Linked DNA regions of Homo sapiens: regions 1, 2 and 3 are each linked to region 4. The links are chromatin loops, found by intact Hi-C in ENCODE. Cell type or tissue: CD4-positive, alpha-beta T cell. All regions are shown on one strand. Region 1 overlaps PCSK5 (proprotein convertase subtilisin/kexin type 5). Region 2 overlaps PCSK5 (proprotein convertase subtilisin/kexin type 5). Region 3 overlaps PCSK5 (proprotein convertase subtilisin/kexin type 5). Region 4 overlaps PCSK5 (proprotein convertase subtilisin/kexin type 5).

The links. Hi-C counts contacts between places; a loop is a spot of excess contacts. Peaks named below come from ENCODE experiments on the same cell type or tissue, not always from the same donor. Only the 100,000 strongest peaks of a DNase experiment are listed, where the experiment ranks them.
Region 1: it touches region 4 in a loop (3-fold over the local background); 5 of 110 quality-filtered maps call a loop at or near these places.
Region 2: a loop joins it to region 4, with 2.1 times the contacts of the local background. A loop is called at or near these places in 7 of 110 quality-filtered maps.
Region 3: a loop joins it to region 4, with 4 times the contacts of the local background. A loop is called at or near these places in 5 of 110 quality-filtered maps.

What each region holds. Positions count from the first base shown.
Region 1 is chr9:76,164,063-76,172,062 of GRCh38, forward strand. It overlaps PCSK5 (proprotein convertase subtilisin/kexin type 5), which reads left to right. Exons shown (of 38, transcript NM_001372043.1): 13 at 5,642-5,778. Among named protein-coding and RNA genes, the nearest start is that of RFK, 230 kb to the right of the region's middle. In CD4-positive, alpha-beta T cell, no CTCF peak of the experiment used is centred here; no DNase peak of the experiment used is centred here.
Region 2 is chr9:76,080,077-76,088,076 of GRCh38, forward strand. All of the region lies in intron 7 of PCSK5 (proprotein convertase subtilisin/kexin type 5), which reads left to right. Among named protein-coding and RNA genes, the nearest start is that of PCSK5, 190 kb to the left of the region's middle. In CD4-positive, alpha-beta T cell, no CTCF peak of the experiment used is centred here; no DNase peak of the experiment used is centred here.
Region 3 is chr9:76,299,848-76,307,847 of GRCh38, forward strand. It overlaps PCSK5 (proprotein convertase subtilisin/kexin type 5), which reads left to right. Exons shown (of 38, transcript NM_001372043.1): 28 at 2,290-2,370. Among named protein-coding and RNA genes, the nearest start is that of RFK, 91 kb to the right of the region's middle. In CD4-positive, alpha-beta T cell, CTCF peaks have their summits at 3,267 (motif pointing left) and 3,466; a DNase peak (open chromatin) is centred at 3,294; H3K27me3 peaks cover 498 bases.
Region 4 is chr9:76,019,158-76,027,157 of GRCh38, forward strand. PCSK5 (proprotein convertase subtilisin/kexin type 5) reads left to right here. Exons shown (of 38, transcript NM_001372043.1): 4 at 4,581-4,724; 5 at 7,804-7,880. Among named protein-coding and RNA genes, the nearest start is that of PCSK5, 130 kb to the left of the region's middle. RefSeq lists an enhancer at 4,300-5,499. In CD4-positive, alpha-beta T cell, no CTCF peak of the experiment used is centred here; a DNase peak (open chromatin) is centred at 4,954; H3K4me3 peaks cover 881 bases; H3K27ac peaks cover 3,016 bases.

The DNA.
Region 1 (8,000 bases), 140 kb after region 4:
ATGGAGTCCTATAATTAAATATATTTTAAATGTAGTGTTTATGCTTCAGTCATTTCTGTCACTTCCCTACCCAAATGTTCAATGACAGACTATTGACATTTGTAAGGCATCATGGTATATAAATGCATCTGTGGGTTGCAGTAAAAATTACACTTTTGCAGTGAATGTTTTACATTCCAGTAACACCCAACCACGTGAACCTTCTTCCTTCATTCAAAAGAAGGTACAGCCTTTGGAGTTAGACAGAGCTGGGTTTTTCTTGACTTCACTGATATCTGTGTTTCAATTTAGAAAGCCTAATTTCCTCATTTATAAAATAGATGTAATAGTATATACCTCACAGGGTTGGTTGGTACACGTATTAAGATCACGTACAGTTACATACTTAGCACAGTGCCTAGCATAGTAAGCACTTAATAAGTGGTAACTCTTATTTACACAGTGCTTCTCCAAGCACCTGGTACATGACTCTATCAAATGCAGTTGGCTGGGTCCCTCTCCCAAAAAGTCTAATTCTATCAGTCTGCGGTGAGGTCCAAGGATGTGCATTTCTAATAAGCTCCCAGGTGATCCTGAAGCTGCCTGTCCACAGACCACACTTTAAATAGCAAGGATTTAAAAGATCATCCAGCTTTTTCATACACATTCTTATTACTTTTGTGTCATCAAAAGACTTGGGAGCAGTATGCTGCTGGATGCTGTGCAAGGAAATTACAAAGGGGCTTATAATATAAAACAGATATTTCAATAAAAGCCATCTACTCTAAAATGAATTAAATCTTGAGGAAGATTAAGTACTTATGTACCCACAAGAAGGAATGCATTTTGGGGTTGGTGAATGAATTGATAATAGCTTGCATATTGGAAGGTTTTTTACCAAAAAAAAAAAAACTTATCATTTTAGGTATTACAGACCTCTAGAACCAGTTCCTTTCTCCTTCTCAATCTTTCTTAAAGAAGTAATTGAGATTAGGAAAGAGAGAAAAAGCAAATAGTATGTTTTAAATACCCTGTATCAGAAGAAATTATTTAAAACTTACAAAAACCAAACATCTAAAGAAAACCAAAAACTCAACTACAGTGGAGCCAAATGAGTTCTTCAAGCTCTACCTTAAATTGTAATGAATCACTTTAAAAAAATAAAAAATAGAAGAGAGAAAAGAGAAAATTTCCAGGAATATTAGCCTGATGTCTAGTTCTGTAGTGGACATAAATACCATTTGAATAGTAGTGGATGATTCTGAAATTAAGATCCATTTACAATTTTAGAAATAATTATATGATAACACATAGCTGTCAGTATTTATAAAACATCTTGTTATTTAGTTGCCATAACATCACAGAAGAATGCTGTGGCCTTGATACATTCACTAGACTCTTTAAGAGGAAGGGAAATAAAGCTTACAGTAATTATGTAAGTTATTTCCTGAGTTAATTCCTCAAAAGGATATACTACACTTGATGGTCATCTTTTCTACCAGGCTTCATCCAAAGTAATTTATTTGGAAACCACTTGCAGGGATAGGGCTGTGGGGCACCATTTCAATAACTGGATGCATAATTTGTGCCATCGCATGCATATATCATTTCATCGAGCACGTGATTATGAAGTCAACTTTGACAGGACAGAATTTCACTGCAAGAGAAGTGGATAAAGGCATGGAGTTAATGTACTTAGGCTTTCAGCACACTGGCTCTGCTTTATTGACATTTTACCCACACTAATAATGTTGGCATGTGTCTGATCTCTTCACTGTTGGCACAGCGTGGATGTTCACGCTGGGCATTAAGCTTTTTAGTTGATAAAAGAAGATCCCACAATTGGAATCTCCGTAGCAGGTGTCCATGGTTCGACACTTGATTGTCTTAAGCAAGTATGTTCTTTGCAATGCAAAGCAAACCTACAAGCTATATTACCTTTTGTTTTATGCAGAGATGCAGTTTCCTTTAATGTTACAATGGTAGAAAATAAGAAGTAGCTGAAGTATTGAATCCAAGTTAAAACACACAACAATGTGTACTTATAAAGGACGGAATGAAACTAGCAATGTAAAGCCCAGTTAGGTGATACAACAACCATTGGTGCCTGTTTTTTTTTCCCCATCAACTCTTTCAGCAAAATGTGATGGTTGTGTTTGGCTGCATTTTCATTCCTCTCCTCAACTCTTATATTCACATGAAATTAATGAACATTCCAACTCTGAATAATGTGAAGAGACCAGGGGGTGGAAAACTGCTTAGCCACATAGACAGAGCTCATTTATGTTTGGGCTTTGAAACACTTACTTGAATTCTGATTTGTGGATATTTCTTCTTGGCAGTCAGTTTATATTTAATTTTTGTGCCCGATGTGATTTGAAAGTGATTGGTAGCAATGAAATGACTTTCAAAGGTGGACAGGAAAGGGTGGAAGGGAAGAAACGTAGGGTCTGCTAATCCAGCAGTCAAATCATTGACCCATGAGTGATTAAAAGTTGGCTGAGGTTGTGGAAACAAGACTGCCCCTCATGTGATGGCAGCTTCAAGTCTCCTTTGTAGTTTTTGGATGTGAGGCAATGAGCCAAGTGTTCTGTCTAAACTGTTTGGGAACTGCTTTTAAGTTCGGCACTCTTGGAGAGGTATTATGTGACAAGTTATTGCTTCAGTGCCCTCAAATGGCACCATGGCCTCAACGAATTAGAGCTTAAGCTGGAGCTGTGGGACTTAAGGAAGGAAGTGGTTCTAAACTGCTTTTCTGCCTCTAGCCATTTCTATATCAACATATTCCCTTTAACAACATCTCTCTGTTAGAAAGGGCAGTTTGAAAAAGCTCCTCTTCCCCTTCTCTGTTGTCTTCTTGCCCAACATACACATGTTGTGGGTTTTTAGTGAGGGATTCAATGGATGTAAGTTAAGTATATAATGACACAGCCATTTCTTCTTGTCCAAGTCTAGTCTTAAGCCATAAACTTGTGAAATGAGCTGATTGTGGTTGTTCAGTGGATTGTAGAATCTCCATAAAGTGCACCATCCTTTCTCTATTGAGGACCCATTCCAGTGGGAAAATATTCATGTAAAAAGCTACCATCTTCATCCTTGTCACTGTGAGCCAAAGTTGCCAGATCCAACCTGGTTCCTCATTGAAGTGCCACGCTCCTCTATTTCGAGAGGGAACCTTTATAGATCATATACAGATGTTCTAAAAAGAGAGAGAGAATAGGCTTCATGTCCAGGTAAACTTTGAAAATCACTGCCTCCCAGTTAACCCCATTATGGAAATTGATAAAACACATTTGCATATTCTGAAGATCTGAGATGTCCTCTATTAAAGAGTTCTACTCATCTGTGTTTGATTCAGCCTTTCCCAAATTTTTTGACCATGGGAGACCTGAGAATGCTGCCTAATAATTTTCATTTTTCTGTCTTTCAAGGGTTCAGGAACATATAGCAGGTGATTTTCCTGTTTATTGCTTTTCTCTAGGGAATATTGCAAAGTGTTAGCCATTTACCTATCACAATCCAAAATTGTGTTTCTGAACCCTTTAGCTTTAGAATCCTGCTGGCATTTTAGAAAGAGCCTCAGACACACTGATAAAATACGTTTTTAAAAAATCAGAGTTCTAATATATTGTTATAAGAAGACTGAACTAGTTACTTTTATGTTTAGAAGGGCACATTTTCTCTCAATGGGAAGAGGTACAGAGAAGGTCAAATTATAACCACCAGTTTGTCTGGTAAACATGAGATTAAAGCAAAGAGAGTTGATTTGTGTGTTCTGAATAGCCATCAAACTTTAGTTACCATAACGTTTGTTACCATTTGTCCCCATTGAAGGAGAGAAATATCCCAGTAACTGGACATGATTGCCCCTAAGAAAATTTTAGAGATATTTTTCCTCTCTGTTTGCCTCGCTCACTTGCAATATTTTACTCTTTTTTTATTTTTTTCAGTGAAATAATAGATGAACATCATTTTTTAAAGTTCTATACAAAAAGGACTTGCCCCGTCTTTCACTTTCCACTATGTAGGTTTCATCTTTACAGAAAATGTCTTCTGTATCTTTGGGATATTTATTTGGGTAGTCAAGTCTATGCTATATACCTGCATAAGTGATGTGTTTATTTATTTGAGACAGAGTCTCCCTCTGTCATCCAGGCTGGAGTGCAGTGGCATGATCTAGGCTCACTGCAACCTCTGCTTCCTGGGTTCAAGGGATTCTCCTGCCTCAGCCCCCTGAGTAGTGGGACTACAGGTACACCACCATACCCGGCTAATTTTTGTATTTTTAGTAGAGACGGGGTTTCACCATGTTGGCCAGACTGGTCTGAACTCCTGACCTCAGGTGATCTGCCCACCTCAGCCTCTCAAAGTGCTGGGATTACAGGCATGAACCGCTGCACCCACTTATTTCTTAATATGTTAATTTTATACATTATTAATGTCTCTTTATTCTTGAAAGGGAATCTGTTTGTTTTCTTTCCCTTCATACTTCATATCTTTCAGGATTCCATTGCAGGAAACAGAATAATTCTAGCTATTTCAAGCAGGAAGAGATTTTAAACTGCAAATTCGGAGCTTTGGAAATCACTGGAAGGACTGAAAGAGCAGGATCTAGGCTGGGATTTCAGGCATAACTCCCTGAACTGGATAAGATTAGTGGGCAGTCTTTTTATTGAAGCATAATTTACCTACAATGTAAATTCAGTTTTTTATGTGAATAATTCAGTGAGTTTTGACAAATCTGTGTTGCTGTATAGCCACACGCCATTACTTTCAACATATAAAACAATTCTATCACCCTCAAAAATTCCCCATGCCTCTTTTCCTCACTCCTCCCCAGCCCCTGGCAACCACTGATCTGTTTCTTTACGTATAATTTTGCCTTTTCTAGAATATTGTATAAATTGAATCATGCAGTATGTAGTCTTTTGTATCTGGCTTCTTTCACTTAGCATAATGTTTTTTAAATTCATTTATATCATGGTATGTATTAGTAGTTATTACTGGGTAGTTTGTTGTATGGATATACAGTCATCCATTTTCAATCTGTGATTGAATTCACACATGCAGAATCCACAGATACAGAGGGCCGACTGTACCATAATTTGTTTACACATTTACCAGTTGATGGACACTTGAGTTGTTTACAGTTTTGGGGAATTATGAACATTCATATGAAGTTTTTCGTGTGAACATATGTCTTCATTTATCTTGTTTAAATAGGTAGGAGGAGGATTGTTGAGTTTTATGGTGAGTGTGTGTGTAACTTTATAGGAACTGTCAAACTGTTTTCCAGAGCCTCGTATCATTTTGCACTCCTATCAGCAGTATAAGAGAGCCCTAGCTCCTCCACGTCTTCAATACTCTACTGTCAGTCTTGTAGGTAGAGTCTTAACCTGGTTTTCCTGATCCCCAGTGGGTTCTCCCTTCCAGATTTGCTATTACATAGCCAGCCCCAATTCTGTTTCTCTGTGGTAAAACAATGATTTATATATATATGTATATATATATATCTGCAAATTGGTGACATCCAGGATGCAGACCAGCTCTAGTGCCCAGCTGAACTTGCTAATGGATACAAAAAACAGTGTCGATTGTGGTATTAACTAGACCCTCATTGGATTTGAAATATCGCACATAACAATGTTTTGTTCACTTTCAGGCTATTTGATCACTCCATGGAAGGATTCAAAAACTGGGAGTTCATGACCATTCATTGCTGGGGAGAAAGAGCTGCTGGTGACTGGGTCCTTGAAGTTTATGATACTCCCTCTCAGCTAAGGAACTTTAAGACTCCAGGTGAGAACTCCCTTTCTATACATTGTTCTACTGTGTAGAAGAAAATGATGGAGTATATTTTGGCCAGAGTGTTTCACACTCACATATTAGCATCTTTTCTCATGTGGTTCATTTCATGTGTGCTTTGAATTACCTGCATGTATTTCAGTTCTCAAGATTACCATTTGAGAGATAGTAATTTAAGGATAGGAAATAAAGAATACATATAGTATAGAACAAAACATGACAGCTTTTGATTGATGTTTCAGAATACATGATCCACATCTCTAACCAGCTTCCCAGACTTTCTATGTCTGTAAACAAGCCAGCCTGTCCACCGGCACTGAGTTCAATTGCATGATCTCACAAGAAGAGACAGGCTTCCTTAGTTATCTATTTCTTTTTAGTTTTCCCTAAATTTACTTTTCAGTTTAGGCAAGACATTGAGCTCGGCCCATGCCAGCTAATCTGGGTACCACCAAAGAAAATGATGATGATATTCTTCCCTGCATGAGCCCAAGAGCCAAGGAAAAAGAAACCCTTCTTGACATGTAAAACAGAAATTATGATGTTAACAAAGGTCTTTTCAGGTAGGCTCAGTCTGTTTCTGCACACAGCCTATTCCCGTCTTCATGCTAACCTGTAAAGCTTGTTTATAATATAAAATAAGGGAAAGTACAAGGCAACATGGGGTGAGAGACTGTGTTGCCCATTACAGAGCCCTACAGAGTGGCTCAGCAGTGAATGATCTGTTTGATAACTAATTAGCTTCCCACCCATCCATGAACACATCTTTAGCCATCAGATAAAGTCCTCCTTCTCAGTGCTCTGTCCAGTCCTCTTTAGAAGAACCAGGCTTGGGGGAAGTTTTAGGACTGACATCCAGTTCTAGCCCTCTCCAGATTACAGAATAAAGTAACCTAGACATTCTGTAATTGTGGGAGTGTGTAGCATTCAGATACAGCTAGCTGCACAGGGCAAAGGAGGCACACAGCAGAACACAGGGATAAAGGGCACGTTTGCCAGACTTTTGCCTGCCAATCTGAGAAAGTTACTCATTCTGAGAGATCCATTGTTGACTGTACATTTTGGTTATCCCTTCCCTAGTTCTGTAATGAGGTTCATCTTTGTTTGCCACAGTGGTCCCATAATCAGGGAGGTCAAAGCCAGAATGGTGGCCAGGTCACAATGAATCAGGATAAACGTTTTGTTAAAGAGTATCTGTGCCCAGCTCACCTCCAGAATGCAGCCTGAATATAGTGGTAACCAAGTTTTTATCAAGAAAGCAAATGTTTGTCAATAAGGCAGGATTGATAGAGAAAACATGCAGATTATAGCCCAGAGTTTCTAGACCCTTTCACCTCTTCATAATCTACATTAGTTCCCAGGATCTTCCTCTCTCCTTTCTTCCTCTTTGCAGCGCATGCTTATTGCCCTGCCATGAGGTTGCACAGGGTCATGGCACATAGGTGAAACGGAAGCATGGTGACTGGGCTGTGATCCATTAGCAGGCATCACTGCTGGACTCTTACAGGACAAGAGACCCCGGAGAAATAAACACTGTCAAATGTGGCAGTTGTGTACCAAGGAAGGTGCAGACATAAAGAGTATGTTTTTGAGCATTTTAAAGTTATAAAACTAACTAAACGTGACTCTGTTCTTTATTACCACCAGACACCAGAAATTCTACTCTCCATGATAAGCCCAGGCTGCTCCTAAGGGCTACTGGTTAACCATGCATTGCATCTAAGGGTCAGGGGTCACGAATATAAATCCCTCTGCCCTCAAGAAGTTCTGAGTCTATACAGAGCTTACTATGATTATGTGCACTTAAAACTCTACAGTAGCTCAGATAATCTAGAGTTACCTATTTCATAGCAGAGGCATCTCCTTATACTATTTAAATGTTCACATTTAACCCTAGTCACCTCCAGTCATTTTAGAGGTGTTGAGGTGTTCTTTTTACGCCAGACGAGAGATACCCTAATGCTATTACTGGCCTGGAGACTTTAATAGAAACATATAGTCTTTGTGTATCTTTACTTCAACCAACCTTTCATTTCAGGATTAGTTACACCTTTAGTAAGGGACTTTGAGTGTCCTGTTTATGGGTGGGGGGGTGTGTGTGTGTATGTGCATGTGTCTATATCATTGTTTCTGTGGTGTACAGTCCTATGATAGGTTTCTTCCTCTCTGATTAATAAGGGTTACATCAGTAAGCGAATAGAAATTCAGTTGGATCT
Region 2 (8,000 bases), 61 kb after region 4:
TTCTCCTTTTTTTCCCTTTAAAATGAGATTCCCTGAAGCCGTTGTCCCACCTTGCCATCCTCCAACTTTCTTTTTCCATTATCTCTTGAAGGCACTGCTTCAGGACTCCACCCCAGCAATCCACTGAAGCTGCTTTTTGACAAGGTCACAGTGACCCTGTATACAAAACCCCATGCTTCTCTGAGCTCTCATCTAACTTGTCTTTTTAAAAGGCTTCGCTGGTTTTCCCTATATACAATATGACACACACGCACTCCAGCCCTTCAGAATCCCTTCTTTGTAATTATTATACCTCCTTCTATTGATTATTTCTACTGATCTCATTGTCTCTTCGATGCTTGTACCCAAGTACCCACAATAGTATCTGGCACTCAGCAGGGGTTTAGTGAAGAAAGGATGAATGAGTGAATGAATTTATAAATGACTTCCATGCCAATTTGATGCATGTACTGAGATAATTTACTTAAGGATCACACTGGTATTATTTTTGCTTAATATTCTAGAAATGTTATAAACATACATGGTGTAGTATGGTGGTTAAAGTACCCAGACCCTGGATTTGGAAATATGAATTCCAGTACTTTTGTGTCATGTTCAGGTTAATTAGCCTCTCTGAGGATCAGTTTGTTTCTATATTAAAATGGAGCTAAATGCTAGTAAATGCTTTATAGTAATGTTGTAAGGATTATATGATTAATTCCTGTAAAATATTCAGCAGAGCTCCTGTAACAATGTAAAGTCTCTAAATACGTTATGAATCTTAGTCATTATCACTATTTAAAATGGGCAAAGGTAATAAAAACAAAATACTGACTAATCATGCAAAATACCATAAAATTTTTATTGTTCTAAATCTCATGTTGCTGAGTAACCCTTACAGAAGGTCATTATATAATCTTGAGATTATTATAAAATAATGACCTATGTAAGTGGGAAAAATATCAAAGATAATATTTTCTAAAGTATATGGCATAAACCACTAATTTAATAAAATGATAGGCAAAAGGGGTTGGGGGTAGAGAGGTTTTATTGTCAAGTATACTTAAGAAACACCACTTATTATATGCTCCTTTTGAAGATTTAAAAGCATATTAAGGCTGGGTGTGGTGGCTCTCGCCTGTAATCCCAGCACTTTGGGAGGCTGAGGTGGGCAAATCACCTGAGGTCAGGAGTTTGAAACCAGCTTGGCCAACATGGTGAGACCCTGTCTCTACTAAAAATACAAAAATTAGCTGGGCGTGGTAGCCCACACCTGTAATGCCAGCTACTCAGGAGGCTGAGGCAGGAGAATCACTTGAACCCGGGAGGCAGAGTTTGCAGTGAGTTGAGATTGCGCCATTGCACTCCAGCCTGGGCAACAAGAGCAAAACTCTGTCTCAAAAATAAATAAATAAATAAACAAACAAACAAATAAATAAATAAATAAATACATAAAAGCATATTAAGGGTTCTGAGAAGTCCTGTAGTAAAATGATGCATTTAACCACGGTTCTCAACTTTAACTACATAGAAGCTTTTCTTTTTATTACTTTTTTGAATTGCTTTTAAATTTAACTTCATTTTAAAATTTGCGGAATTAGTTTGTGTAATTCACCTAAAGTCATTAGACCTTTAGAGTCCAAACATTGGAACTAGAAATAATATTAGTGGTTAATTTTATCAACATTTATGTATTCTCTCACTTGTTGATGGCTCTCCCATTCACCCAGTCTCCCTTCCTAACCCCGAGATTTCTTCCATTCCTCATGCTAGTCATCTAGTAAGTCTTGCATGTACTGTTTCCTAAAACCTTAGGAAATCCATCTGCCTTCTTGTCCTCACAGTTAGAAACAAATCTCTCATACAGACTTCTACTATAGCATACTTTCCAAACTTCCCAGCTTGAGCTTCATCTTTCAATTCTGCCTGAATACTGCAGTCAATGAAGTATTTTCATAGGCAAATCTTGTCATTTTTTTTTTCTCTTTAAAACTCATCATTGCTCCTTATGACTGACAAGGAACATCCTAGGCTTCTTAGTAGGGCATATAGGTTCTCTCACAGGTTCTTTGTCAGTTTTGCCAGGGTCTCAGAATTGAAATTTTACATGTCATCTTAGGAAAGGACAGTTTAAAAGTTTCTCTCATTCAGACTTACACAGTTTCATTTACCATGGTGAGCCTTTGGCTTGGCTCCTTGGCATGGCCAGCAAAGTGTTCTCTCAGGAAACATTCTTGGCTTCATCTTCCCAGTCAGTCCTAAATAGGAAAATGATTTTATAAAACAAGTGAGTGAGTTGACAATGCTTCAGCTGTAGATGACCCCAGGGTTTGTGTCAGAATAAGAAGCTAAGACCCTGAAGTTTTCTATGATTGATTCTTTGTTCATTCATTTATTCCTGGTTGCATTGAAGAGGCATTCACTGAGGGGTTATAATATTCCAGGCACTTTTCTAGATGGTGGGGAAAGATGAATAGCACTCAGCCCTTGTCTTTGGGGAGTTCACTGTATAATGATGAATAAATGTTCTAAATGAAGTGCAAGCGAGCTCCGAAAGTCCCTTCAGTTTACACAATCTGGTAAGCTAGAGCAGAGTAAACAGCCCACAATAAGAAGACTTACTGTAGCACAATCTAGTTGCCTTGGAATCATCTTTTTTGCCCCAATTGGATTTTAATACACTTGTTGCAATCGATATTCATCAGCAGGTGTATAATATTGACAGCATTTCACAATTTCCTGACAAGTGTGTTTAATAACATTTTTTAGAAAAAGAGAAAAAAACTTGAAATGGTATCTTTTTCATAGTCAGAAAAGCCTATATTAAGGTTACCAGTATTCCCATTATTATTTTACTCAAATATTTTTTAAGACCGGGCACGGTGGCTCATGCGTGTTATAACAGCACTCTGGGAGGCCAAGGCGGGTGGATCACTTGCAGTCAAGAGTTCGAGACCAGCCTGGCCAACATGGTGAAACTCCATCTCTACTAAAAATACAAAAATTAGTTAGGCATGGTGGTGCACGCCTATAATCCCAGCTGTTCAGGAGGCTAAGGCAGGCGAATCGCTTGAACCCGGGAGGCCAGTGTTGCAGTGAGCTGAAATTGGGCCATTGCACTCCAGCCTGGGCAACAGAAGCGAGATCTCAAAAAAAAAAAAAAAAAAAAAAAGAAGAAGTATTTCTTGAATACCCACTATATGCCAAGCACTGGTTTGGCATTTATCTTAGTCTTTTTTTCTGGAGAAATCATGCAGTTTTTTGTAGATGTTTTAGGAGCATAGCTTATAGGGTTTGCTTTGTCATTTTATCTACAAGTATACTTTGAAGTTCAAGTCATTTTTCTTTGAGTTTCTTCGGCTTTAGTAATACCAATTAAAGCTTTCCAGTGAACTCTAACAGAACAGAGCCATTGTCAAGGATGGTCAAGAAGAGTCAGTGAAATCAGGATCATTGGCCCCTTTATTCTGTTGAAACTGTGTATCTCATCCCATCCTGACTCTATTGTATTTAGGGGTCCAGATGGAAACCAAGACATTTGATAGACATCCATTGGCGTATGTCTGTTTAGTCTCTTAGGAAGACTCTGACCACTATTTTCCCTTCCCATCATCAAATGCCTTTTCAATTCACCAGATTTAAAAACTGATGGATTATGTGGAGTGTTTGCTGAAAGCAAAGATTGCTTGTACATACACACAAGTGAACATACACATATTTCCCCACCCTTAAATTAAAGACATACATTCACCACGAGGGGACAGAAGAGATATAATGAAAGCAGTAGTAATAATCATAATAAACTTAACTAATTCCATCCAGGAGGGATATGTTTTTATCTGATATACACCCAGCTGTAGCAGGATTAGTACCAGTTTGCTTTTTAATAAATGACAGATTACTGTTAAACTGGTCAGCAAATGTAAAATTTTGGAATGATATATAGCTAGGCGGAAAGAAAAGGGAGCTTATTTAAAAATTGGTTCCACTTAATGAAAATTGACTTTAACTGGGATTTGCTTTAGAAATTCTCCCTCAAGATTTAACTACATCCTGGTGGAATTCTGTGTATTTAGAACATTAACAAAGCTAAGACTTGGTTTGCCGAGTGTACCCAATATAATATCATCCATTTTGGAAACAAAGAAATGTGTGTTTTTCATAAATACATATGTGGTTTCACATTATTTAATTGCACAAAGTTATCTGACATCCAAGTATCAAATTTAGGTTACTATATTAATGTGAATTGTTGTGCATTTTTGTGGAGAGGAACACAAATCTATTCTAACCTTGTGTAGGTGCAAATTTCAAATTTTTATTATCATCTTGTTTTCAGTTTTAGTTTAGAGATCCATTAGTAACTGTGTGGGCAATTTAAATCAACTTCTGCAAATCCTATTTTAAATCCCTCTGTTAGACTATTCTACTCCTAGATTAATCAGTTATCAATAACAGTCCTTTGTTCTTTTGGTTTGGTTCGTTCTGTTTATAGTGACTGCTGGGCTACCTGGGAGGTAAGTGAACTCCTCCTCACAAGAGTGTTCTAGTATGGTATAGTATGGGTGTCCCTGTTAAGGGAAGATTCAAAATCATGTAGGGATTAGATTAGGTCAAGTTGAGGTCTTTACTAATTTTGAATTTCTATGATTCTAAACAGAGATTTGAGAAAGTTGATAGGGAGAACAGACAGATCAGTTTCCTTCAATATAATACAGCAGTAGTCGGAAAAGAAAAACCACTATGTAACAAACAAGGGCCCATGGAACTCAGTTGATAATATCAACTGATTTTAAAGTATATATGGCTTAGATAGCAGGTTTGTTTTTCTGCTTCACCTGAGCTTGCATTCCTCACCTCATGTTTGATGAATACAGTCAAACCTAATATTTAGCTGTGAACATTATTATAACACCTATAGCCAGTTGAGGTGGGCATGGGCATGAGCCTCACAGGAACACTCAGCTTATTGATTTGTAAACTGAGTCTTGGCAAAGTTAGGCAACATGGCCAGTAAGAAAAATGACTGTGGCACTTTCTGCCATCGTGCTCTGTGCGATAGCAGCTCCTGTCGAGTGGGTCAGGTGGGCCCATCTGTTCACACTCAGCTCCTAGTCAACCGTAGCTGAATTGTGGTCACCAAAGTGAACACTACAACAAAGATCTTCTCTGAGTTCCTGGAGAATTGATCATCCAGGCAACTGATTTGGCACACCCCTGAACCCTGCTGTTTGTTCTGTTCTCTTCCTGTTCATCCTTGGATGAGGCCTATAGTGGTATAGAGTCCCTCTCTTGCTCCATTTGGTTACTGTCTAGCTATTTCACCGGAAACAAATTATCAGCGCTTCTCTTTCCCAGAGAAAAGGCTATGATAGGACTTGCTTTACAGAGCTATCGTGAAGGCTGAATAAGATTGCACATATGAAGTATGCAGTCCTGCAATGGGTTTCTTTTAAAAGGAAGGGCCACATTGGATGCATCTTTAAGGACCCAAAAATAGTCACTATAGAGGCTTGTAAATAATGCGAGCCTGATAACAGCTGTAATTTTCTCTAAAGCATAATTTGTTTTAATTAAGACAGGATTGTGTTCATGGGTAGGAAATGGAGAGGGCTGATCTTCTCTATTTCAGAAATGTTAGGAGTTACTCCGTGTAAGATCAAGTATTATTACTTCATGTAGTAGAGGCGTGTGACAGTTCAGGCCCCATGCTGGGCTCTAGATGAGGGTAGTTTACCCTTGCAGACTTGAGCTGGCACTTGGAACCACTTCACAGTGAGAGATTTCATAATCTAGAGCTAACTTAGAGAAGAGTATGAACTTTCCATTATTGCTGGAATATCCCTCTATCCTCCTTTCCAAGTGCCTGTCCAAATATTTACAGTAAGTTCCTTTCATACCTCTGTCAATAATAAATGTTTTTATTCTCTATGAAAGGAATTTTTCAAATTTTACCCCTTCCATATACATTTAAAGGTGATACACATTTCTGAGCAGTTTCAACATTGGTAATCAATGTTAATATTAGAAATGTCCTTCTTAATTTCATAAACCTGGCCCTCCTGAAAGTCTGAGCATGGTTTTGCCTTTGCTCTGGGATGAACCAAGTTGTAAAAACTTTTGGCAGGTGTGAGAATAGCTTTTCTTCTCCCAAAAATGGCAATGCTGGGATGGTGGATGTACCCAGAACAGCTGTGTTGGTGCTAGTAATTGATTGTGGTTATTTCAGAGAGCATATGAAATATACATTTATTTTCTTAGCTGCTTTGAGTGAGGAATTGAGAAACCTAGTCTGCCTGCCCCTCTTTCCAGCCAGTGTGAGATGCCCCCACAAAATGGGAAAACTGTGCAGGGGCTCAAAGCATGGAGGATGTAGGAAGGAGTGACCGGAAGTTAATCACCTGAGTCCTGCTGAGGCCTCTGTGAACAGATGAGATGAGGTCTGAGAAAAAACAGAATTGACCAGTATGAATTGACATCGAGGGACTATTAAAGCAGCTAATTATTTGGGAATTGTTGATTTGGCAAATGAGATAAGGCAGAAGAGAAGGTTGTTTTATTTTGTTTTTTTAATTTTCTCGAATCCACTATTGTTAAGCATGTTTTCCTAAAGAAGTTGTTAAGCATTTTTAGGAACACTTGGTGTCAGTACTAGTCAGGGGAAATCAGCACTGGATGAGGCAAGACTGGGTGCATTCTGGTCCCAGCCTAGCCTCTAACTGGCTCTGGTAACATCATTTCCTTAGTTCCCTTATGTAGAAATGTAAAATTATACTGAATGAAGCTTTTATGTGTCCAACTTTACATAATATCCATAGGACATTATTCAGCTCCAAAATTGTATTATTTGAAGTTCCTGAATATACAGAATATCTAAAGGTTCATCAAAATAGAATTCTTTGTATGAAAGCATATTTATTTCCATTGGTAAACACACCCAGTTTTTATTTCATCACACGTATTCTACTATTCTTTCTCCATGTAAGACTGATTTTCTTCTTCCAGTTATACTGTGAAAATAAACAAAGTAAAAGAAATCTACACAATTGTGATATTGCTGTCAGGAGCCAAGGGTCACACCAACTTGTACACTGTTTTGATAAAGTTAAGAAGCAGTGTTAAGTGTGTAAATCCTCAGTGTCAATCAACCCTTATGAAGAAAGGGCATCTCCGATAAGGAAATTGATTCTACTAAGCCTTTTGTGAGTTGATGTTCTACCAAATTTATATTCTAGCAGATATGGTGGATAAGTAACTCAATTTTTTTCTTTCTATTCACACAATAAACATAAAATTAGCTAATGATAGGGTTGTAGGCAAGTTCTGTATTTGCAGCACTGATTCATTGTCCTTGACACTAGTCTTTGACCACCTTACTCACCATTTCCAAGTGTCACTTTAGAAAACTGACCTGAAGTCCCTAAATTCAGTGCAACGTGCTCTCCATTCATGGACTAGGATATGAACAATATCATGACTAAAAGTAGCTTATAAATGGCACTTAAAATTTTGTCATTTACAGTTGATCCTATAGTCATTATTAGGCTCTCTATTTTTTTGAAAGTGAGGTCGGCTGCATTTGATATGCTCAGGAAGCACAGAAAATGGATTTTCATTTGTGAATGGTAAAATTAATATGATTGCTAATAACTGCATCTGATAACTTCAGTGCATCATTAAAAAGTCAAAAGAACATTAAAAATTTCTTGGTTTAGTGACCTATTGTGTGCACAGAAAATCATAATACGGACTACCTGGTATGGGGCTGAAAAGATAGATTGGTGAGGTTCAGATGTGGAGGAAGAGGAGGGAGTGAAGTCATGTCGCATAAGAAATGGCAAGAAGACAGAAATGAGCAGAAATAGGTTACTATCCACAAAAGCCTTCTTTGCTCCATTTTTCTCACCAGAGAAGTAGAAAATAACTGCATTTGTATTTCCCATCTCTCTCATCAGCCATCTTTTGAGTGGCTAAGTAGCATAGAATGTGAATAATGAAGGTACTCCCATACAGTGTTGTCT
Region 3 (8,000 bases), 280 kb after region 4:
GGAAGCACTTTCCTCTGCTACTGTTAAACCATTTGGATTTTCTTAAGTGGTTTCCCCCGGTAGTGCTGGAGAGTCCTAGGAGTAATTTCTGCACATTTATCTTACCTCATATTTCCATCATTGATTAAAACAATGTTATAGCAGGTTCTAATTACATATTCTGCTGATAGTCTAATCTACAGAACACAGACATGGTGAATTAGCTTTGTGTTTGTGACCACATCCTAACAATTTATCACTAGCCTGTCTCTTGATCTTAATTCTAATCCTTGGGGAAAGACTGAAATCCCAGAGTTAGTCACAAACACTGAAAGTCACTCACATGTGAAAAAAAATAAATCGACTTCAGTAGTGGGAAGATACGTTGCCTAATAGTCACTGAACTTTAGAAAACTTCAAAGATGCCATGGAAATCTGATTTTTAGAGAGACTTTATAGATGTGTACAGCTGTCTCACTTAGAAATGAGTACACCATTTTTAGTTATTTAACCTACCAGAACACAGAGTGCAAAAAAACACATGGCACTGGGTAAGTAATTAACTGTTTGGCCAGTAGGACAAAGGAAGCATCTGTATCAGCTTGCCCAGATCGTTATATACTCAGGAGTTCTGGAAGTGGATTGTGAAACCATTGACAGCTTGAAATTAGCTATGGTGGGAGTATTTACACCACAGAAATTGGAAACACTACAAATCAGGTTTTTGGTTTTTCATTTTTCTAGAGACCTGTCTTACCAGCACACCATTATTTTGGCTTCTATCAAATTACTTCAGAATTCAAATTTATTGCTGAAAAATTCTAAAGCCTATGTCTACACCCTCTAGCAGATGCAGGCTTTAGGGCACAGCACACATGAATTCAAATCCCAGCTCTGTGTTTTGCTAGCTGTGTGACCTTCAGTGAGTTACTCATCCTCTCTGAGCCTGTGTCCTTCTCTGTAAAGTGAAAACATGAAACTGCCTCACACAAAGTCATTTTAAGAATGAAATGAGAAAATGTATATAAAGCTCTCAGGACACATATAACACAATAAAGTCTCGTCTACTCCCTAACTATTTGACTCGGTCCAGTTTTAACACTTGAAACACCAGTTTGCTTTGAAAGCAGCATTCCCTGGGTCACAAAAGAAAGCAATATTTGGGGCCATGCGCAGTGGCTCACACATGTAATCCCAGGACTTTGGGAAGCTGAGGTGGGCAGATCACTTGAGGCCAGGATTCAAGACCAACCTGGCCAACATGGTGAAACCCTGTCTCTACTAAAAATACAAAAATTAGCCAGGTGTGGTGGCACGCATCTGTAGTCTCAGCTACTTGGGAGGCTGAGGCATTAGAATCACTTGAACCTGGAAGGTGGAGGTTGCAGTGAGCCGAGATCACACCACTGCACTCCAGCCTGGGCAACAGAGCGCGACTCTCTCAAAAAAAAAAAAAAGAAAGAAAAGAAAGAAAGCCATTTGAGAGGGTATAGAGATAAACAGGGCTCTAAGGGAAATGGCCCTGGAAAAAAAGGCACCAGATAATGGTAAGTCGGGATACCTAATAGGCAGAATCCTGACTTAGCCAAGAATGTATACTCACAAAGATGTTGAGAGCAGCTTTACGATTTTAAAAAGAGAAGGGAACAATCTCAAAAATATAACAAAAGAAAAAAGCTAAATGAATTACCATCCATACAAATAAATATGCAAACCATTGAAAATGATGTTTACAGCTGGGCACGGTGGCTCATGCCTGTAATCCCAGCACTTTGGGAGGCCAAGGCAGGCAGATCACGTCAGTCCAGGAGTTTGAGACCAACCTGGCCAACACGGTGAAACCCCATCTCTACTAAAAATACAAAATACTAGCCAGGCATGGCGGTGCTTGCCTATAGTCCCAGCTACTTGGGAGGCTGAGGCAGGAGAATCGCTTGAACCTGGGAGCCAGAGGCTGCAACAAGCTGAGATGGCGCCACCGCACTCTGGCCTGGGAAACAGAGCAAGACTCCTCGTGGAAAAAAAAAATGATGTTTACAAGGAATGCTAATGACAAGAGAAAATACCTACGAGATTTATAGTGTTAAATGCAGTGTTCAGGGTCAGTCTTATGTGTACAGAAGCTATAAATGATGACACATCTATACATAGATGTAATTATACTCACACACTCAATATGAAGATGAGACATCCATGTACCACAGTATACACAGCAGACATTTCTGGGTGGTGGGTTTATAGGTGAAGTTTATCTTCTTTATCCTTTTTGCATTAAAAAAAAACTAAACACTTTTTTTTTTAATAAAAAAGAAGCTGTGTCCACTGCAAACCTATCTGTGGTGAAGAGCCTGCTGCAGGAGCGACGAAGGTGGAAAGTTCAAATCAAAAGAGGTAACAGGGAAATAGGGAGGCAACAATCACAGCAGCAGAGACTATCTCTGGAGATGGTCTCCGTGGAGAAATCACCCCAAGAAGCTGGGAGGCCAGAAGCAAATGGGGTGCAGAGATGCAGAGGTCATTAGAAAAAGTTGGAGACAGGAGGGGCAATAAACACAACATATCAGTGGGCACTCAGAGGGAAGACTGTGAGAAGTTCCGCAGTGGAGATTTCTGTAACAGATAAGGATATTCGTGACGAGCTAAATGGTCATGGCTGGCAGAGGCTATCAAGAAAAGCCTCTGTCCTTGCAGAACTTTAATAGGCTAAGGAAGCACCTCTGCCTTCCCAGTCACCGCAGCATTGTTTGAAATCACAAAGACTGGAAAAAACTAAGTGGTTACCAGCAGGAGATGAGAGAAATAAAGTCGATGTATTCATACAATAGAATACTATGGAGCCACCAAAAGGAAGAGGTTCTTTCTGTACTGATAAAGAATGATTTCCAAATATATTGCTTGTTTACTTTACAGGCAAGGTGATAAACCGTGTGAATAGATACAGCTTGTATGAAAAAGGGTGGAGAAGGGATTGGGAGAGAGACATCACAGTACATGCCTTTTCTCCATTTTGCACCATGAGTGAATTATGTATTAAATAAAAAATAAATACAATAAATGAACCCCTTGCTTTATATAGTTTAGCTACAGTCATTTCTGAAGAATGGACACTGCACTTTCTGGGTCAAAGTGGTTCTTTTTTTTTTTTTTTTTTTTTTTTGTGGTCCTGTCCAGTCTAGAATTTCCAAAGTTGGAAAAAGAGAAACTATGATCACGGTTAAAATTTACTTGTTGAGATTAAGTCCCCAATCTTTTATGATAAAGAACTCTTGCTGAGGAGGACTTTATGCCCTGCCCAGGCCTAATTGCTAAGTTAACTGCTTGTACAGATCTCCCTCTGGTGGACATATGAAGACATTACAGAATTTTATTTTATTTTTATTTGTTATTATTTTTTAAGGGACAAGGTTTCACCATGTTGTCCAGGCTGGTCTCAAACTCTTGGCTTCAAGCTATCCTCCCACCTTGGCCTCCCAGATTGCTGGGATTATAGACATAAGCCACCGTGCTTGGCTGACATTACAGAATTTCATACCAGGAGTATGCAGTAAAATACCAAATTGCCAGAACGTGAGATACATGTAATTATAAATATGTGCATATTTGTAGATATAGACATTAAAACTTATACAAATATGAGAAAATTGATGAAAACTCATGTCTTTATAAATATATTTTAGTATATACATGATAACATCAAAGGAAAATCAGCCTGAAGCCTGGACATAGAACATTGAAGATTTGCACGGTGTTCACTGTCTGATTAATATTGTTGCCTTATTATTCTTTGAACAACTGCTCTCAGCCATTCAGTGAGCATCTGACTATTAGCAACAGGATTGTTGCTTGCCTTTCGGCTGCCTTCTCTTTGGGGCTGAGTGATACTGCAGTTTTAAAAAGCCCTCGGGGACAGAATCGGTTACTTTGAGAGGCATGCGGAACACCTTTGTGACAATCCTGTGGCCAAGGTGGCTCTGCACAAGGCTAAATTCAGCCCTTAGCAGATGCCCCAGAGAGAATACATCAGTCAATCATCAGCTTTAATTAGTGTATTGGAAAACCAGGGGGCTGGCTGCAGTGGCTCACACCTGTAATCCCAGCGCTTTGGGAGACCAAGGCGGGTGGACCACCTGAGGTCAGGAGTTCAAGACCAGCCCGGGCAAAATGGTGAAACCCCATCTTTACTAAAAATACAAAAATTAGCCAGGCTTGGTGGCAGGCACCTGTAATCCCAGCTACTTGGGAGGCTGAGACCAGAGAATCGCTTGAACCTGGGAGGTGAAGGTTGCAGTGAGCCAAGATTGCACCACTGCACTCCAGCCTAGGTGATGGAGCGAGACTCTGTCTCAAAAAATAAAAGAAAGCCAGGGTAAATTTTTATCTCCAAGCTAGGAAAAAACCAACTACCCAGCCTGGCAGCCTAATCATTTATATCTCCATCTCCACCTGTATTTGCATCTATCCGCATATCTGTGTCTATCCATCCTATCTATGTATGTACCTTTCTATCATCTGTATTTGAATCTAGTTTCATCTATGGCAAGGCTCATCAGCTTTGTATCCATGATTGTCATCACAGAAGCTGAGCAGGCCACCCAGGTATGAAACCAGAGGGAAGGAAGAGGGGAGTAAAACAAGCCTCAGAAAGGGAGTGGAATGGTGGCAGGAGAGAATCAACAGGAAGCTGAAGGAACTACAATTTACTGCGCCCCTATGTTAAGCACTTGACACGTATTATCTCATTTAGTCTTCACAACAATCCTATAAGGGCAGAATTATTTTCTCTCATTTTAGAGACAAGGAAAGTAGGATTCTGAGAGTTTAATTACTGTATCCATGTGCCCCTATGTTAAGCACTTGACACGTATTATCTCATTTAGTCTTCACAACAATCCTATAAGGGCAGAATTATTTTCTCTCATTTTAGAGACAAGGAAAGTAGGATTCTGAGAGTTTAATTACTGTATCCATGTGCCCCTATGTTAAGCACTTGACACGTATTATCTCATTTAGTCTTCACAACAATCCTATAAGGGCAGAATTATTTTCTCTCATTTTAGAGACAAGGAAAGTAGGATTCTGAGAGTTTAATTACTGTATCCATGTGCCCCTATGTTAAGCACTTGACACGTATTATCTCATTTAGTCTTCACAACAATCCTATAAGGGCAGAATTATTTTCTCTCATTTTAGAGACAAGGAAAGTAGGATTCTGAGAGTTTAATTACTGTATCCATGTGCCCCTATGTTAAGCACTTGACACGTATTATCTCATTTAGTCTTCACAACAATCCTATAAGGGCAGAATTATTTTCTCTCATTTTAGAGACAAGGAAAGTAGGATTCTGAGAGTTTAATTACTGTATCCATGTGCCCCTATGTTAAGCACTTGACACGTATTATCTCATTTAGTCTTCACAACAATCCTATAAGGGCAGAATTATTTTCTCTCATTTTAGAGACAAGGAAAGTAGGATTCTGAGAGTTTAATTACTGTATCCATGTGCCCCTATGTTAAGCACTTGACACGTATTATCTCATTTAGTCTTCACAACAATCCTATAAGGGCAGAATTATTTTCTCTCATTTTAGAGACAAGGAAAGTAGGATTCTGAGAGTTTAATTACTGTATCCATGTGCCCCTATGTTAAGCACTTGACACGTATTATCTCATTTAGTCTTCACAACAATCCTATAAGGGCAGAATTATTTTCTCTCATTTTAGAGACAAGGAAAGTAGGATTCTGAGAGTTTAATTACTGTATCCATGTGCCCCTATGTTAAGCACTTGACACGTATTATCTCATTTAGTCTTCACAACAATCCTATAAGGGCAGAATTATTTTCTCTCATTTTAGAGACAAGGAAAGTAGGATTCTGAGAGTTTAATTACTGTATCCATGTGCCCCTATGTTAAGCACTTGACACGTATTATCTCATTTAGTCTTCACAACAATCCTATAAGGGCAGAATTATTTTCTCTCATTTTAGAGACAAGGAAAGTAGGATTCTGAGAGTTTAATTACTGTATCCATGTGCCCCTATGTTAAGCACTTGACACGTATTATCTCATTTAGTCTTCACAACAATCCTATAAGGGCAGAATTATTTTCTCTCATTTTAGAGACAAGGAAAGTAGGATTCTGAGAGTTTAATTACTGTATCCATGTGCCCCTATGTTAAGCACTTGACACGTATTATCTCATTTAGTCTTCACAACAATCCTATAAGGGCAGAATTATTTTCTCTCATTTTAGAGACAAGGAAAGTAGGATTCTGAGAGTTTAATTACTGTATCCATGTGCCCCTATGTTAAGCACTTGACACGTATTATCTCATTTAGTCTTCACAACAATCCTATAAGGGCAGAATTATTTTCTCTCATTTTAGAGACAAGGAAAGTAGGATTCTGAGAGTTTAATTACTGTAGCCATGTGCCCCTATGTTAAGCACTTGACACGTATTATCTCATTTAGTCTTCACAACAATCCTATAAGGGCAGAATTATTTTCTCTCATTTTAGAGACAAGGAAAGTAGGATTCTGAGAGTTTAATTACTGTAGCCATGTGCCCCTATGTTAAGCACTTGACACGTATTATCTCATTTAGTCTTCACAACAATCCTATAAGGGCAGAATTATTTTCTCTCATTTTAGAGACAAGGAAAGTAGGATTCTGAGAGTTTAATTACCGTATCCATGTGCCCCTATGTTAAGCACTTGACACGTATTATCTCATTTAGTCTTCACAACAATCCTATAAGGGCAGAATTATTTTCTCTCATTTTAGAGACAAGGAAAGTAGGATTCTGAGAGTTTAATTACTGTATCCATGTGCCCCTATGTTAAGCACTTGACACGTATTATCTCATTTAGTCTTCACAACAATCCTATAAGGGCAGAATTATTTTCTCTAATTTTAGAGACAAGGAAAGTAGGATTCTGAGAGTTTAATTACTGTATCCATGTGCCCCTATGTTAAGCACTTGACACGTATTATCTCATTTAGTCTTCACAACAATCCTATAAGGGCAGAATTATTTTCTCTCATTTTAGAGACAAGGAAAGTAGGATTCTGAGAGTTTAATTACTGTATCCATGTGCCCCTATGTTAAGCACTTGACACGTATTATCTCATTTAGTCTTCACAACAATCCTATAAGGGCAGAATTATTTTCTCTCATTTTAGAGACAAGGAAAGTAGGATTCTGAGAGTTTAATTACTGTATCCATGTGCCCCTATGTTAAGCACTTGACACGTATTATCTCATTTAGTCTTCACAACAATCCTATAAGGGCAGAATTATTTTCTCTCATTTTAGAGACAAGGAAAGTAGGATTCTGAGAGTTTAATTACCGTATCCATGGTTACCCTACCCTTCGGCGGCATAGCTGGGATCTGAAGGCAGGTGTGACTAGAGCGCCATCTATACCCGGCTGACTCTTAGGATGAGAAGAAAGAAGATGAAAGGCAGGAGAGGAAGGAAGGGAGAAAGGGAGGGAGGAGGTAATAAGGAAAATGGTAAGATGTCAACATTGATTGAGGGTCAGGGTCATTGAAATCCCACATTCTGAGCTAGAACTTCGTTTTCTAATTTTTTCCTGTGTGAGCCATGCTGATTTCTGAGCAATCCCTGAGCTCTAGTCAAGGTCTCCATATGTATTGACTGAGTGATGTCTTGAAGCTGTTCTGTCCTTGAAATTGTCCCATGGAGTTGCTGAGGTGACTTCCTGGGAAAGCCTGCCCATCAAATGCTGTTGGAGGGAAAGGGAGAAGGGAACACTTCCAATGTTTCCTTGGTTAATGGTATATTAACCTGGGACAACCTACTTATAGCCCGACCAACAAGAAAGCCTGTGAGTAGGGGATAATTTTGATGTTTAACAATGATTTGGGACAAACTTAAGATGAGATAAATTTAGGTTGCATAGCACAGTAGCTACTCTAAAGAACACAGTGACCCAAACATTGACCAATAATAAAATCTGATTTTCAAAGAACAAAAACAGAAAAAAAAAAGAAAA
Region 4 (8,000 bases):
AATTTTAAATGATGGTAATCCAGATAAAGTGATTAGTAAAATGCTTGGCCATGTAAGGACCTAGTAAACGGTAGTTATATTTTCACTTAAGGAATATCAATTCTTTTTTTTTTTAACTTCCAACAACTCCTGAACTCCAAATTTTACAAAGAATTTTGAGTATATGTACCCTTTACCTAGTTGATTAGATGTATGTCTTCATTTCTCTGTAAAACAGGTTTTTGGATATTTAATTTTATTTTCTTGTTAATGTTGTATAGTCGGAGATGAAGTCTTATAAGCCACTCTATCAATAATAATGAACAACAGATGTTTTCATTGTTAGCAGATTATTGACAGCATTTAAATTGGCAGTTCATTGGAGACCCTCAGAACTTAGAGAAATTTAAAAAATATAATACCATAAGCCCTCCCACCCATAAACCCTGCCAGCACCTCCCACCTCAGTCTTAAAATAATGATGATGAGAACATAATAAAGGTATTTATTTGGGGTATAAACTGTCTTTCATTGAGCTGTGAGATGTTTATGAAGACCCAAGAGAAGTGGATGCACCCAGAGTGGTTTATAAGCAGAATAGCTCATAACCCTGGTATGGAAAAGGCCATTTCTTGAACTCACAGGACAATGTCTTTAAAATTTCATTCCTAAAAAAGTACAAGCTGATATGGATAAGAAAGTGGAGACCTTGTGATATTGGCTGTTTCTTAAGGATATTTTCCATTTTATGTGTCCAGTGTCATTTCTAAATACCTAATAGACCATCACTGAAGTACAGTGCATTATTCAGAACTGAAAATACCTACATTTACTATAAATATTTATCTTGCATATACTGTGCACGTATGTGGTTTTCAATAGCTTCAAATATGCTGGAAATTTCTGACTGGCCCCTTTGGTGAACACCAGGCTGTGGGCTGCATGTGTGGTAACACAATTCTAGACACTCTTCTTTAGTTCCACCTCTGGCAGAGACCTTCTCACCATGGTTGATGATGTATGAGGGAATCATGGCTAATATGTGTTCCGTTTGCCTCTGGGTGCTGCTGTAACATAGATTCCTGTCAAATAAATAGGGCCTAGTTTAAAGACCATTTCAACTAGGCGGTTAAGGAAATGAACTCATTTTCATCTCTGGTCAGTGTTGGGTGACATCAGTATTTCCCATAGCCTTTGGTCTCTGGATTCTTGAGGTATAGGAAACAACTACATTAGAAACATATTTGGAAGCCTGGGCCACTTGAAATGCATTAAAAGTCGAAGATCCACATTCAGGATTCAGGGTTCTGATTTAAATGCCCTCTCACCTTATTACTCACATTTGCAAAAGACACCCTAGGCTTTAACATTCCTTTTTGTCATCTGTATTTTGGTGGCTTGCTATATTAGATTATCCGTATGAAAGCATCAGTTGGATATTTCTTCTTTTTCACCTCCTACCATAGTGATGTATATAAAGAAAACAAGCAAAAAGGTGGTACAAGAATATTTAATGGTAAAGTCAGATTCAACAGAAGCAGAGGTGGAAGAAAGGAACCTAGTTGCTTCACTTTTAACACGCATGTTTTCCGTAGACGGCTGGTTTTCTTCAATTTTCGTAATTACAATTTCAGGCAGCATCCCTCCACTCCAGGCCGGTTATCCCATTTGTGGGTTACCCATTTCCTGTGCATTTCCTTCCTCCGGCCCACCTCTTGGCCACATTAACATGACTTCATGTCACAATCGATACCGCAGGTGGCCACGGCAGGTTTTGAAAGGAGAATGGAATAAAAACCTGTCAAGGTTGCTTTGTGTTAAATTAAAATATGTGGTGAGGAGAGGCCCAAAAACTCTTGGCCAGAATGAGGCTTCTGAAAAACGGAGGCATTTCAGAAATCTACACTATTTTTTTAATCAATCTTTGTTAACCAAGTGTTTGCTGGCAGTGTATCTTGGAAGAAGTCAGAGCAGTACACATAGTGGAAATAAAGTTGAGAATATGCCCCCATTTTTGGGATATAATTAGCCAATATTTTTGAAATCCTAGGGCAGACTTAGTTTATTGCTTGGTCTTCTAAGGGCTTACAGTCAGGGAGACAAAATTCACACCCAAGATTCAACAGTCAACAACAGTTTGGCACAATTCACTGGGTCGTTGTTGGATTGCATAGAACAGAGAGAGAGGGAGAGACACAGAGAGAGAGAGAAAGTGTGTGTGTGGGTGTGGGTTGGGGGGTGTATTTCTAAGTTCAGAGAAGAGACAAAGACAAGTAGGCTGAAAAAGGCTATGTGTTAAGAGGTAGGTCCATAGCTGGGCCCCAAAAACTGAAGGCACGAGGGAGAGAGAATTCGGGTTAGTAGAGTAGAATAGTAGAGAGTGTGTGTTCAGGGCCTCAGGTGCCAGAAAGAAGTCAGGAAGATGGGGGAAAGATACAAATGTTCATAAAAATGTAGAAGCCCCTGTTCTCTAGGAAATCAATGTTGTCTGTCATAAAAACATGGGTGCACCCTTTCTTAGAATGAATCTTTGAAACTACTCAAATGTATTTATAACACTCAACAAAAGGCAGTCTCATTTGGGGAATAAATTAATTAACAAATTTATTTCGGAGGCATTGGAGGCACCTGTAAGGGATGAGGTTTGGAAAGGAGCTTCTGCTTAGGATGTAGTTGGAATAAAAGCCGAGTTGTGGCCTACAACACCCTGAATGATTTGACCATGCCTCCGCTTCTAACTTTCTGCCTTCTGTGCCATTCTCTCCCTGTTCTCTAAGCTCCAACAATACCCATCCTACCCATCCTCTTTCTCTTTCTTTGATACGCTGAACTCTTTCCTGCCTTACCATCTTTGCATTTGCTGTGTCCTCTACCAGGACACTTGTCCCTAGGCTCTTGGGCAGACCAACTCCTTCTCACATTTCACGTTTGCAGAGACTGGAGTCTTTTTTCTGACCATCTCATCTAAAGTGGTGTACTCAGATCCCTCAGCATTCACCATCATATCACAGTGTTTAAAACACAAAGAGCCTTTAAAACACAGGGAGCTCTCTGAATGGTCTTGTTTATTTGGTGGTTTATCTTCTGTGTCTCGCCTTTAGGACAGGGACCTCATCTGCCTTGCGCACAGCCATACCCTAGCATATAAATTCAAGCCAGGTAACTGAGGAACATATACTTTATAATTTCTTAATTATAGTAGGTACTCAATGACGTGTGTGTTAAGTGAATCCATGGCAGTGAAGTCTCCATTGTATTTAGGGCATATTAAGCTTCTATTCTCTTCCATTCCCGATATGCTGAACTATTTGTTACAAAGCAGGAAGAAAGTAGTGAATAGGGAAAGACCTGGGGTGGCTCGTGTTACTATGGAATTATGTAGCAGCACAGCTCTCCTCTTTTGTTCCTCTCCCGAGTCTTAAGAACCTGGAAAACAACATCACACATCACACAGAGGGATATTTCAAAGAGTCGGACTTTAAAGGAACAATTGTGTGGGTTAGATGAATGCTAGTAAATTATGTCAGGAAAAGCTGCTGCCTTAATTTGTTTTTCAATATGTTTGTATGTTGTAGCCATTGCAGAATGAAATTACTATATATAATGAGCTCAGGTTCCATGTTTTACAGCCTTCCCCTCGAAGCCTTCACACACATTGTCCTGTGTAGGACACCTTTCTGGACTTGGCACTGTTCTTCTTTTCCTTCTCAAAAAAATAGTGCTTGATGAATTTGTCTACTGGCTACAAATTATGGTACAATAGCCATTGTTAATTTAGTGAAAGAAGTGTGGAGAACCTGTTATTTTTTTCTCGCCCATGGGTTTTTCATAGGAGCACACATCTGGCTGCTGTACAGAGAAGCTGCCTGAGTGGTTCGATTTGTAGCTGGATGGGCTTCTAGGCGCGTGGTTGAGAAATTATAAAGTCTATGTTCTTCAGTGACATGGTTTGGATTTATAAATGAAATGCTATGATGCCTATTTGTATGTCATTAAAACATGTTAACAATAAAATGATACATCCATTTTTCTGCTGTTGAGATACACTTTATTTAGTTTATGCTTTTCCAAAAGACTTACGGTATCAGAACAGGACAGAGCTGGTGGCGGAGAGATTTCTGTTTCACTTGCTTTTCCCACATCTTTCCTTCCTGTCTTCCCTTGTTCATGCTGGAGATCTATGTTTTTACACTAGTAGACAATGTGCCAAATTGCTGCTAATTTAATGCATTATCTTAAGAAGTAGAGCCAGGCACAATGGCTCACACTTGTAATCCCAGCACTTTGGGAGGCTGAGGTGGGAGGATCACTTGAGTCCAGGAGTTCAAGACCAGCCTGGGCAACAAAGCAAGACCTTGTTTCTGCAAAAAATTTAAAAGTTAGCTGGGCATGGTGGTGTGCCTTTGTAGTCTCAGCTACTCAGGAGGCTGAGGGAGAAGGATCCCATAAGCCCAGGAGTTTGAGGTTACAGTAAGCTCATCACACTACTACACTCCAGCCTGGGCAGCAGAGAAAAAAAAAAACAAAAGAAAGAAAGAAATAGGTAATTCTTCCATTTCCTCACTATTTAGTAATCTTGCAGCATGCTCTTCTTCTTTCAGCACTGCAGTGACAATACACATCCCTGCCAGTCTGACATGAATATCGAAGGAGCCTGGAAGAGAGGCTACACGGGAAAGAACATTGTGGTCACTATCCTGGATGACGGAATTGAGAGAACCCATCCAGATCTGATGCAAAACTACGTGAGTGTATGCTGTGGTTAGAAGGTCTTTCCTTCTGGGAAACAGAGAAACTCATGTTAGGATTATCAAAAAGGTGGATAGCTACTGAAAAATGTAGCAACGTACAATAGGGTATTGTGTTTTGCTTCTCTCTGGTAAAAGATGAGAATTCTTTGAATACAGGAAGCATGAGATAACCCTTTCAACTTTCCAGTGCCTTTGATGTTCTGACTTACAAAAAGAAAGCAATAAGGTAGCAGAAACTCCGCCACCACACCATCTGCTACCAGCAACATTCGCTGTTCTCAACAATTTATCCAACCAGCCAGGCAGTACTCTTTGTTTCTTTTATGGAGAAAAATGTACTTCGAACTTTTCTCCAGTTATCTGCTGGTCTTTTTCTCTCTCTGCCTCTTCTTTTTTTTAAAGGACAGTAATGATCAGCCTCCCAGTAGTCTGTAGGAATCAATTCCTTTCTTAAGAAGAAACCACAAATTCATTTAGTTCTCATTTGAACAAAACAGTTGAGTTGCTGCATCTAAGTGCACTCAGATAAACTGTCTCTTTACAGAATAGAATTTTCAAGCTAAAAAGGAACTTCAGGTTAGTCTCCTCCTTTGATAGGAGAATAAACTGTAGCCTGAAGACTGAAGTGAGTTATCCATGGTCAGATAGAAGAATAGAAACTATGGCTGCCTGTGCCCCAGCAGAGATGTCTTTCTTGTCACACGCGAAGAGGGTTTTACAGCATGCTGCTGTTCCCCACTGCATACAAATGTATTTGACTAAATACAAATAGCATTCATGTAATTGTGAGTGCCGTCTTTTATGTTTGTCATTTTCTCCTCTTGAGAAAAAAATTCTCCAGAATTATCTGTGCAATTAGCATGATTGGTGCCCTCTCGGTTCTTCTTTATGTTGGACCTGGTGGGTAAGAGAGAAAGCACGTTCGGTAACATGTCAAAGACTTGGGTTCCCTCCAGTCTGGATTTGTTTAATCACTTTTAAAGGCAAACAAGCAAATCCAACTTTGGTTTTGGAGATACTGTTTCTTCATATTGAAATCTTGGCATAGGAAAACTTTATCATTTTGGTTGGTCCTCTGTTTCGGGCCTCTTTTTCCTTATCAGTAAAATTAGTAAGGTACATTAGATACACTCTGAAGCCTTCGTGCTCCAAAGGACACTTAGCAGGTCTGCAGAGCCTCTTTTGCACAAGAAGCAGGAACTTAAACCACCTGTATATACAATGTATATTTTACTTGATTTCCCGAAACATTTCAGGCTCTATGTACTAAAAGTTATTTTCAGAAAGAGGAGCCTTTGATAAAGACAGAAAATCAAGATAGTGTTTACTTTCACGAACATTGAAATTAGGAATAATAATAAAGTATAAGAACATTCAGGCTAGGTGCAGTGGCTCACACCTGTAATTCTAGTGTTTTGGGAGGTTGAGGCAGGAGGATTGCTTGAGCTCAGTAGTTTGAGACCAGCCTGGAAAACAGCAAGACCTCATCTCTAATAAAAGTAAAAAAAATGAGGAGAGAGAGAGAGAGAGAGAGACCAAGCCACTCAACAGACCACCAGAACTGAAAATAAGCCAAATTATACTCCAGAGAAGGGTTCTCAATAACACCACATTATTCCAGGCTAGAAGGAGGAAGCAGCCCATTTTTCATTTGATAGTAAGATGTTGAGTCACCATTTTACCCCGCATCTGTATTCCTATACTATTTATCTACATATGTTTCTTATAGCCACCTAACATAAAGAGAAAGAAACTTCTGCCAAATTGTTGTAGTGACCCCATATCTTTGTGGTCTTAATCTCTTGTATTCCCTCTGAGACTTCTTTTCCCTCCTTATACTCTTGTATCTTTCTTAGGAAATTTAACTGAAAAAGACATAGGGCAGAAATTATGCCCATGTTTGAAGTAAGCATTCATTAAGTACTCAAATAACCAGAAGTGCTATAAAAATGTTCTACTATACTAAAATGAATGCCCCTCAGGAGTTCTAACCAAATTATGAAAAATAGCTCTAACTGAATTTTTAAAATACCAAAATAATTAATTTTAAAAATAGTAAAAAAAAAATAACTGGGTGTGATGGCACCTGCCTGTAGTCTCACCTACTCAGGAGCTGAGGCAGGAAGATTGCTTGAGCATAGGAGATACAGGGTATAGTGAGCCAAGCCGTGATCACACCACTGCCCTCCAGCCTGGGTGACAGAGGAAGACCCTGTTTCAATTAATCAATCAATCAAAGAAAATTGAAAGCATATTAAATTAGGCTGGCTACAGTGACATAAATTTGATCAATTGTAACTAGTAATTTTTTTTCAGTAATGCAGGTATTTTTCACAATCAGTTTTAAAAGCAAACAAGCAAATCCAACTTTGGTTCTGGAGATACTGTTTCCTCATTTTGAAATCTTAGTGTAGGAAAACTGTTCATTATTTTGGTTGGTCCAAAAGCCAATGGTTATTAGTAGAATGTCTAAATTATGGACTCCTTTATAGTAGATACAATACCTGGAACCAGACGAGGGTTGTCTAATAGCGGTCCCAAGATACCTGACATAATAAAGATCGAATATTGATTTTTAATTGGCTTGCCAATGATATGTGAATGATTTTTGTCTTCTGAAATCTATATATTATGATAAGGAAGTTGCAAGCTGAAGAAATCAAGTAAGGAGTAGGGAGAGAGTCTATGGAGAATAAATCACTTTGTGCCTAGGTAGTCAAGGTGTACCTCAGAGAAAAGGTAATAATGAGGATGTCTTTGAAAGATATACGTTTCATGAATTGGGTCATTCTAGGTATGAGGGGAAAAAGTGCTGGCAAGAATGAACCAGGCACTTGTTTGGTCTGTGTAGAGTTCTTCTTCACCTTAAGGGGGAAAAATATGGCACTAATTATCACTGAATGAGCACTGCCTCCCTAAGGCATCCTGACACCACTGAACCGTGAGGTGAGCGTATTAGTTAACCTAATTACTTTCTGGCAGAAATGTATTTAAAAATGCATGAGCCTGTGGGTCATTGGCTAATTAATGAATGTCCATTTCCTTTCCCTTGCTCTCTCCTCTGTGGCCATAGGATGCTCTGGCAAGTTGCGACGTGAATGGGAATGACTTGGACCCAATGCCTCGTTATGATGCAAGCAACGAGAACAAGTAAGGCCCAAGTGAGGGGTGGCTGGCATGTGGCTGGCAAGGAGCTTTGTTTTCTGCTCATACTGAGGGAAGTATTTTCTTCAAAATCCTTGATAACATATGATTGCTAATTTGCTCCAA